2 separate regions of the Mus musculus genome follow, and region 1 is linked to region 2. A link is a contact called in ENCODE Hi-C or POLR2A ChIA-PET data. All regions are on one chromosome and are shown on one strand. Each heading gives the region's core, a stretch centred on a gene start or an enhancer-like site at or near the end of the contact. The rest is flanking DNA. Distances are from core to core; before and after follow the strand shown. Region 1 holds the start of Snx17 (sorting nexin 17). Region 2 holds the start of Ost4 (oligosaccharyltransferase complex subunit 4 (non-catalytic)).

What was found. Hi-C counts contacts between places; a loop is a spot of excess contacts on that map. ChIA-PET counts read pairs that join two places held with the same protein, here RNA polymerase II (POLR2A).
Region 1: a map of T-helper 17 cell shows a loop between it and region 2 (2.1-fold over the local background). The contact joins the promoter of Snx17 here to the promoter of Ost4 in region 2. A Hi-C loop is called at or near these places in 1 of 37 maps with a recorded cell type or tissue (T-helper 17 cell). POLR2A ChIA-PET finds 5 or more read pairs at or near these places in 2 of 5 experiments (Patski and embryonic stem cell).

What each region holds. Positions count from the first base shown.
Region 1 is chr5:31,191,235-31,195,190 of GRCm38, reverse strand. It overlaps Snx17 (sorting nexin 17), which reads right to left and starts at 1,887. Exons shown (of 15, transcript NM_153680.2): 1 at 1,726-1,887; 2 at 1,248-1,322; 3 at 278-395. The coding sequence starts at 1,788. It overlaps Eif2b4 (eukaryotic translation initiation factor 2B, subunit 4 delta), which reads left to right and starts at 2,052. Exons shown (of 13, transcript NM_010122.2): 1 at 2,052-2,198; 2 at 2,566-2,609; 3 at 2,903-3,038; 4 at 3,444-3,650; 5 at 3,744-3,826; 6 at 3,951-3,956. The coding sequence starts at 2,168.
Region 2 is chr5:30,905,292-30,909,820 of GRCm38, reverse strand. Ost4 (oligosaccharyltransferase complex subunit 4 (non-catalytic)) reads left to right here and starts at 2,033. Exons shown (of 3, transcript NM_024460.4): 1 at 2,033-2,156; 2 at 2,285-2,422; 3 at 3,055-3,305. The coding sequence starts at 2,286. The coding sequence ends at 2,399. It overlaps Agbl5 (ATP/GTP binding protein-like 5), which reads right to left. Exons shown (of 16, transcript NM_001374737.1): 15 at 4,060-4,190; 16 at 3,157-3,705. The coding sequence ends at 4,142.

The DNA.
Region 1 (3,956 bases), core at 638-3,137, 290 kb before region 2:
TGATGTTAATCTGAAGCACATGAGATACAAAGTTCTCCCCACAAATTCCTCGTAATTCTACTATTGTACTAGTATTTCTCACAGAGATAAGTTTCCACATTTCTTTACTAATATGGAAAGTTTAAAGTCCGTGATGGCTATTCGCTTTGCTGGTTAAGTAACATCAGACCAGAGACTTCCTAAATCTAACCATTAAGATGGGGCGTTTGACAGAGCCACCTGACTTCAATCTCTCCCCGTGCGCTCACAGCAGCCTAGAGTTTACCCGTGCACTCACCAGCTTGCATGTACTTCTCCAACTGCTCTCTCCTCTGCTCCACCTCTGCAGGGGTCAAAGAGAACAGCTTCTTTGGGGGGAATGCAGGAACCACGTTGGCCCCATACTCCTTCCGAAGCTATGGCGAGAAAGAGATACAATTCTTCACATAACACAGGAACTGAGTGGTGACAACTAAGACTCACCCAAGTCCTCCTGGGTTCTTCTAACAACTCTTTAAAAGACGTGTGACAAAAGATGACTTTGGCAGAGTCAGGACCCCCAAAGATCTTAGGTATAAATTCTTGTATGTGTTCATGTGAAGACATTATAGGGTGATTTTTCATGGGGTCCTGGGTCCAGGAGCCCTTTGATTTACATAGCAAGACTGCTCAGTAGAGAACATTTATAGGGAACACTTATGTGCACAGATAATAAAGTCATAGCATACTCAAGTGTGTTGAAGGGACTTTGCTGATCCAAGAATCTACTTTTTATCTGGAGAAACTGAGGCGGGAAGAAATTAACTTGCTCAGGACTGACATCTAGTAGAAACAGGGCTCTCTAGAGATTCACTATCTATACAGAGCTCACTATCTGGTGAGGGGGGAAACATTTGGACATCTTATACACTGATGGGACCAAGAACACACAAGGAAAGCAGCGAATGGTTTGTATTAATCCGGGGAATGAATTCCCAAGTTATAGTTTAGGTGCCAGAAGGAATGTGCTTTGACTAACAGGGTTCAGTTTTTCCATGCAGGGGCAAAGGATGAAAAAGGAGACAGCTCAGAGAAGGAAGGATGTGTGAGTATAGGGAAGTACAGGAACTGTGAGAGACAAGCCGCTCAGAGAGTTTCCGGAAATGTCACGCTAACAAAGTCCACCTTCCACTGTAGCAGTGATTATAGGGTGATGTAATGAAAGGGGATTAATGTCCGTGGGTATGGAAGGGCTTGAAGCTGCATCTAGACAGGGTTGTTAGTCCCACCTGCTCGTGCAGCCCCAGAAGCTGGCTGTAGCGCACCCGACAGTGCAGGACTCCATTCACGTGAATGTTATAGGCCTGAGGACACAAAAGCAGGCAAACATCTCAGGATCGACGTGCAAACCACCTCTTGCCCCAGAAACCTGTCCGGAAGTTGCCTGACATATCCGTCTGCGCAACGCTCCGAGACTTCCCGGGATTTAGCCTGTTTTTCCCCCAGGGCCGGGTTTCAAGCAGAAGGCCCAGTCCCGAGGACACTCGGGCGCTTGTGCGGCAGTATCCCTCCCGGAGATGACAATAGTGCCCACCGCCAGAGCAGTCGCGGCCTGGCCGGGGAAAGAAGAACCTATTGGAGCTTGGGGTGGCTTAAGTACGAAACTGAGACATGAGATGGCTTCCAGTGAGGTTCGAAGGCTGGAGGCCGCTCCGAGAGCTCCGGCCCGTTATCCCCGCCCTGGCCCAGCTTCTAGCACCTCCTCACCACGTAGGCGGAGCCGCCGCTGTCCCCACTGCGGGACTCCGTTTCAGGAATGGAAAAGTGCATGTTCCCTAAGGCAGAGCTCCGTACTACCAGGTTCGCAGCGCCTCTGCTCGCTTGCCTCTGCCACTCAGCGCGTCTCCGCAGCCCAGCTCGCCATTTTGGTGGGCCTGAACTCCGAGGTGGGAAGGCTGTAGGATGACGGCTCTGCGAGCAGCAACCTCGGCATGCTGGGAGCTGTAGTCGAGCGCCGGAGACGCTCCTAATTGGGAACCCAACATCCTTTGGTCCTCACCGCGACCCGTAGTCCTGGGCGGGACCCAGTGCACGCCGGAAGTTGTAGTCCGCTGGGGACTGACTCCGCGGGAGGCATCAGGGGAGCCAGCAGCCCAGGTGGCGCTGTAGTGTGAGTGACCTCGGCGGGAGGAGCCTAGGACCCACAGTCATGGCTGCGGTGGCGGTGGCTGTTCGCGAAGGTGAGTGAAGGGCTAGATGCACCAAGTGGTAGAAGAGCAGATGAACACTGGATCGCTGATGCGGGGTCCGGAGCGCCTTTGGGCCTTGCCGCCGGGTTTCTGCACGTCGCGGGACTCTGGTTTACAAGATCTAGGGCGCAGCAGGGTGCTGCTTGCCGGCTGTTCCCAGAAGGGTGACTGACCCTTTTCCTCCCACGCCTGTCCTTTGATCCTGCCGCGCAGTGCGTCCCCACGCGGATCCCAGAGCGCCTCGCGCCCGGCAGCCGAGCTGTGGTCATGCCAACCCAGCAGCCAGCTGCGCCGACGAGTCTCCCCAAGTCCTCCCGGAGCCTGTCTGGCTCACTCTGTGCCCTGTTTTCTGATGCAGAATCGAGATCCGAGATGAAGACTGAACTTTCTCCTCGGCCCGGGGTAAGTGAGGGAGAGACCTCCTAAGTCGCCTGTCAAGAGCTACACAGAAAGCTGTGTCACCTTCATTTGGCCCCATCTCCCATCCTTTTCAGTTCATCTCTTAGTAGAACTGGGAGATTTTACAGAGCTTAACGGTGTGTGACTATGACTGAAGAAGTTTCTCTCCTTACTTACGTAGACTTGTAACAGAAGTCAGAGAGTGTTAGGAACTTAACCTTGGGGGAATCTAGTAAGCATCTTGATAAACCTTTGGAATGGCCTGGGGTAGAGCAGTTCCCGTGTCTGTGTCTCAGGCAGCAGGGCGGGAGTTGACCCAAGAAGAGAAGCTTCAGCTTCGAAAAGAAAAGAAACAGCAGAAGAAGAAACGGAAGGAGGAAAAGGGGGCAGACCAAGAAATTGGCTCTGCTGTGTCTGCAGCTCAACGGCAAGGTGCGGGGACGCTTTAAACGGCCGGGGGTAGGATGCTGGATGAGGGATTTGCAAAGGGAGATAGAACAAAGTTGGTTTGAGCAAGTACAAAAGCGGTTACTTGGAAGGCAGAGCCTGATGGTGCTGGCTGGTGGTGGCTTACAGCACACCTTTAACCCCAGCACTAAGGCCAAAGCAAAGGCAGGTGGATCTCTGATGAATTCCAGCCTCAGTCAAAAAAGGAAAAAAAAAAAAACTTAGATAAGGTAAAAGGGAAACTAAGGCCAAAGCAAAGACAGGTGGATCTCTGATGAATTCCAGCCTCAGTCAAGAAAGGGAAAAAAAATAGATAAAAGGGAAACTTTGGTTGGGGCAAAGAGATCACCGTCCTAGAGCCCAGGCACCTCTTCCCTCTGTATTTCATAGACCCAATCAGAGAACTCCCAGGACCTGGTAGTCAGCTGGGAGGTACTGCTGGGGAGAAACTTCCAGCTGGCCGGAGTAAGGCAGAACTTCGCGCCGAAAGGAGAGCCAAGCAGGAGGCAGAGCGGGCCCTGAAACAGGCAAGAAAAGGGGAACAAGGAGGCGTCCCTCCTCAGGCCTGCCCCAGCACTGCTGGAGAAACCACCTCAGGTATCTCTCTCCTCTTCATTCTCACACTCCACTTACCCAAACGCTCCCGTTTCGAGATGTATAGAGTCTTGAAAGCATCTCCCTAACTTTTAGGAGTGAAGCGTGTCCCCGAGCACACCCCAGCTGATGACCCCACACTTCTGAGGAGGCTCCTTAGAAAGCCAGATCGACAACAGGTAGGAAGTGGGTTTGGTACCTGGAGAATTGCCCTGGGCAAAGAAAAGATCTGGAAAAGCACGGAGTATTGGGATCAAATAGCCCACCCAGTCCCGTTTGATGATGTCTCTTTGTTTCATGGAGGTTCCT
Region 2 (4,529 bases), core at 784-3,283:
TTTGAAGCCAGCCTGGGCTACATTATGAAATCTTATTTAAATTGCAACTTTAAAAAAATCATCATATTAACTAGGGATTAAGTTCCACAAGTGTCTTCCCACCACCTTCCCCAAGTCCTGGCAGCATGAGGTTCTTCCGGTCTCTCTTCCCACATACTTTTCCATCCAGGATTTTTATCAAGCGTTGCCATTTCTTAGCTGAGTCTAGTTTGGTCCTGAGACTAGTTTTTATTTCAGTGCTTTCAGGCGCTAGGCCAGATGACCCACGGAAAGCTGATAAAGACTCATTGACCTAGGCACAGGAAGGGAAAGGGAGGCAAAGGTCATTTCTGGGTAGTTCTAAAATAAATCTTTTCCCGTTTGTCCCCGACCTTTGGACAACCTCCTGAGTCGAACTACTGTGTTTGTGGGGGAGGGGGGACGTCAGAAGAACTGTCTTTAGCCAGCTGCAGGGCCTCAGTTAGATTACCTTCTGGACCTATTTCCTTCTTTACCAATAAGGAAATAAAATAACAGTAACAAGTCGTGGAAGCGCCTCTCAGTTGTGCTGTCTAGGATGCTATGCACCCTGCTCTGGCTCTTTGAAGGCTGAAGCTGGCTTCTCGGGCCACGGGCAGCCTAGAGGTACTGCTTCTTTTAAAACCATAGACTAATTCTGATTCAATTGCATACCTAAGTGGTTGGACTTGGATCTGCTCCAATTTTCCAGGAGACACGAAGCATAATAATGTGTAATCCTAAAATCTAGACATCACTCTCTCAGGACAGAGCTGAGGACACACAAACTCATAGAGGAATGCCTGGGGAGAGCACGTCTGAGGCTTTAACCATGTTGTGTGGAGGGCACGTAGGCCCGGGATTTCTAAATATGAAACTTCTGGGAAACAGTAGGTGGTGGCTGGACATGGTGGGAGGAGGTAGGCAGCTGTAAACTAACTACTGAAGGCAAGTATTGAGCTTATGAGCAAACTGGACACAAACCACTGATAGTCTGAGACCAGAGAAACCAACATTGGAATAGTGCAAGCCAGCTCACTGTGCACACAGGAGGCAATCTGGTCCCCTGTCCCAGCTGCTCCAGCCCTATAGCAGCTCCTGTAGAGTTTTCTTTGGCTCAGAGAAGCAGAGGCCTCCCCTGAGCCCAGGCCCCCCCTTTACCGCAGGGCAACTGGCTTCCATTACCCCTGACAGCTCCAGAGCAACAGTCCAGCCCCTGGCCCTGTCTGGCTCTACATCGTTCCCTTTTATGGCGAAGCTAAGGAGAAAGCAAAAAGGGGGAAACCTACTTCTCGCTGGATAGAGGGCTGAAGAGATTCAGGGTGCTGCTCCCCTCACCAATGACCCTCGGATGTCTGAATGTCTATTGCAGCCAACTCTCTTCCTCACCACAAACCTACGACCCCTCTTGGCTTGTCCCAGCCCTTCCTTTCCTACCCCCTCATTCACACCCGTGGGGTGATTTCCCACTTGGCCGAGGCCCCACGTTTGGTTTTTGATTATCAGAGAGTCCACCCTAATTCTGACGCCCACCCCACACTGGCCTGAAACTGGCACTGATCAAATAAGTTGTCATGGTCCGCCTCTTTGGTAGGATTGTGGTTTCAGAAAGACTACCACCCGTGAGGGCACTAGCCTCCTCAATCCTGTCCCTATTCTGCATCACCTTCCATTCCATCCCCACGCCAGCGAGCCTGGGAGGGGACCGGGAGGGCAGGACCCTAAGGAAGCACCTGGCTGGGTCGAGCAGGGAAGCGAAGGGTGGGCAGGAAAGTGGGTCGGAGCCTAGAGGTCAGGCCCAGCCTCCCGCCTGCTGCACCCTCGCCTAAACCCACTCCTGGGCTCCAGGGAGGCTGTCACCACAGCGTCTGAAGCTAACCGCGGATTCCGCCGCGCCAGCTGCAGCCAGCTGCGACCCGGGCGGGATTCCCGCCCCTGCCGAGCGGACCACGCCCCGTTCCGCCCTCGCCGCAGGACGGCCATTCTAGGCTCCGCCTAAGACCGGCTCTTTTGCGCGCGCCGCCGGAGCAGACGAGACGGCAGGGTAGAGAAGCCGGAAGTGCCGCGTTGTTCCCCAGCTAGCACTACGAAGTTCCGGCTCAGGTCGCCTACCTCGAGTTTGTGCGTCTGTAGTGTCGGAGTCGGCTGAAGCTGGTCAGGTGAGGGGCTCGCAGGCGCCGTTTCATAGGCGAGCCCGGCGGAGGCTGGATCGTGGTGGCGAGGATCTGGCTTAGTGAGAGAGCAAGGAGTGCGTGAATCGAGGCTCAGTCCTTCCCCTTGTCCACAGGATGATCACGGACGTGCAGCTCGCCATCTTCGCCAACATGCTGGGCGTGTCGCTTTTCTTGCTTGTGGTCCTCTATCACTACGTGGCAGTAAACAACCCCAAGAAGCAGGAATGAAAGTGGCGCTTTCTCCGCCCCAGGTAACGGTCGGGGCAGTAGCGCTCAGACTCTGGACAGCTGAGTGGTGAGGCCGATCCAGGGCCTACACTCTTAGGGAACTTCAAGTCAGAAAGTGTCGAGCCAAGCCTGATAGCCCAGAACCGAGCTCCTTCGTTCGCATTGTGTACAGTGCCTTGATGTATTCTGCTTCAGTCCCCCTAAACGGCTTACTCTTTGAATGAAGATGGGTTTTCGGAGCCATCCTCATTCCCCATTTTGAGGTTTCCAGGAGATAGAGGCCAAAGTTATAGGGTATGGTTACACGGAGGCGCTGACCAGTACAAATAAAGGCAGTAACTGCCAATATAGGGGGATCAAGCCCTTAACAGTCCCACTTTCCCACGGAACCTGAGGCGTTAAGTAATTTGGGGGAGGGGCGTGGTAGTGAAAGATGGAGACTTATTTCCATGTTCTGAAGCCAAAGACGTTTTATGGGTTGACTACAAATAGAAAGCATGGAGAAAAAAGGGAGGGAGCATAGTCTGGAAACCAAGTGTGCTTAAATAATATAAAGGGAATGGGTTAGATGGGGGCTGGCTCCTTAAGGACCTCCCCAGCCCTGCAAGGAAGCTGCAGCATTTTCCTTACTTCGGGTCTTTCCCCTTTTTTCTAGGGTTCCAGGACATAGTCTGAGGCAAGATGGAGGGTGTGAGGGCCTTCACACTTCACTTCATCTCTCCTACCCATCACAGCATACAAAGCAACTACACCTGGATTTTTCCAAACAACTTTTATTTCCTCAAAGTCTTCCTTAACCCTATGGAGCAAGAAGCTGCCACTGAATAGGGCCCAGTATAGGGGCTGCTTTCTTTTCTACTCCCTCCCCCCAATACAAAAATATAGATATATATATATAGATATATATTTTTTTGTGGTCCCAAAATCTTGTGCTGTGGGGGAGTGGGAGGGAGCAGGTCCCTGTTTTGTTCTGTCTTAAGGTGATGTTCTGCAAGGCCTTGGACAGTGTGGCCGACATTCCAAGGAGCTATGGTTGTCACATGGTACCAGCAGCTGGAAGACGGGACTAACGTATCATTTCACTGTGTTCCCTCACCTTAGGGCTACATCCTGGACATGGAGGTAAAGGCATTATCAGACCCTGGGAGAAATAGTGAGTGGTGGTGATTTAGGGACAAAACAAACCTCACATTGGTTCAAGAGCCCCCTGCTGTAACAAATCCGGGATGGGGAGTCAGATAGAGTACAGGAAATAGGAGAAAAGGCGGGGGCAGAGCGAGGCCGTGGGGGGCCGGCCTGAGGCAGCCTGCAACAGAGAAGAGACAGGAAATCAGGGTTGTGGAAACAACCCCCTTTTTCTGGTCTGTTAGCCAGGGGCTGGGAAATGAAAAGGGCAGTGTGAAGCTGGGTAGGGAGAGGCAGGTTCATCATTGCCAGTCACTAGAGTCAGCTAGCCAGTGTCTCGAGACTAATTAGAAGTTATGCTTTGAAGTGAAAACTGAGTCCATGGTACAATAAAAATCAGGGACTAGATTCTTAATGAAAGTGCATTTAGTCTTTGGGATCAATGAAAAGGGAGAAGATTATCCTGAATGCTGAAATGGGGGGGAGGAATAGTAGAAATGAGAGGTGGAATGAAGGCCTGGACTCCGGTGCTCACCCTGGTGTAGCAGAGTGGGGTCCCGGCTCCAGCTCACTGCTCTCTCTGGTCTGGGGGATGGGGGATGTGGGGCTTGAACCTCTCATCCCTCTGCGAGTCGGCGGTGAGCTCCGGCCCAACCTGGGCCTAGCCTGTGTAGACAGGGGTAGACTAAGAGGTTGGCTTCTTCCACGAGGCTTTTCTGCTTTTAGAGTTTCCAGGCTTAAGAATCTGGTACAGAAGTCAGCAGTGGTGCTGGGACCCTGAATTCCTGAGCATTGCTCCTAACTGAGATGATGAGACAGGGTGGCAGCTATAGCTCCAGATTCAATTTATGACAGCATAGCGGGTCTTACTTATCTAAGGGTGGCAAAAGAACCCAGCGTTTCACTTCCATGGGTATCCCATGGCTAAGAGATGGCTGGGTAGAGAAGCACTATGAAGAAAAATGGGAGTGGACTGGTGGATAGCCCTCAGCTTTCTCAGCCTCC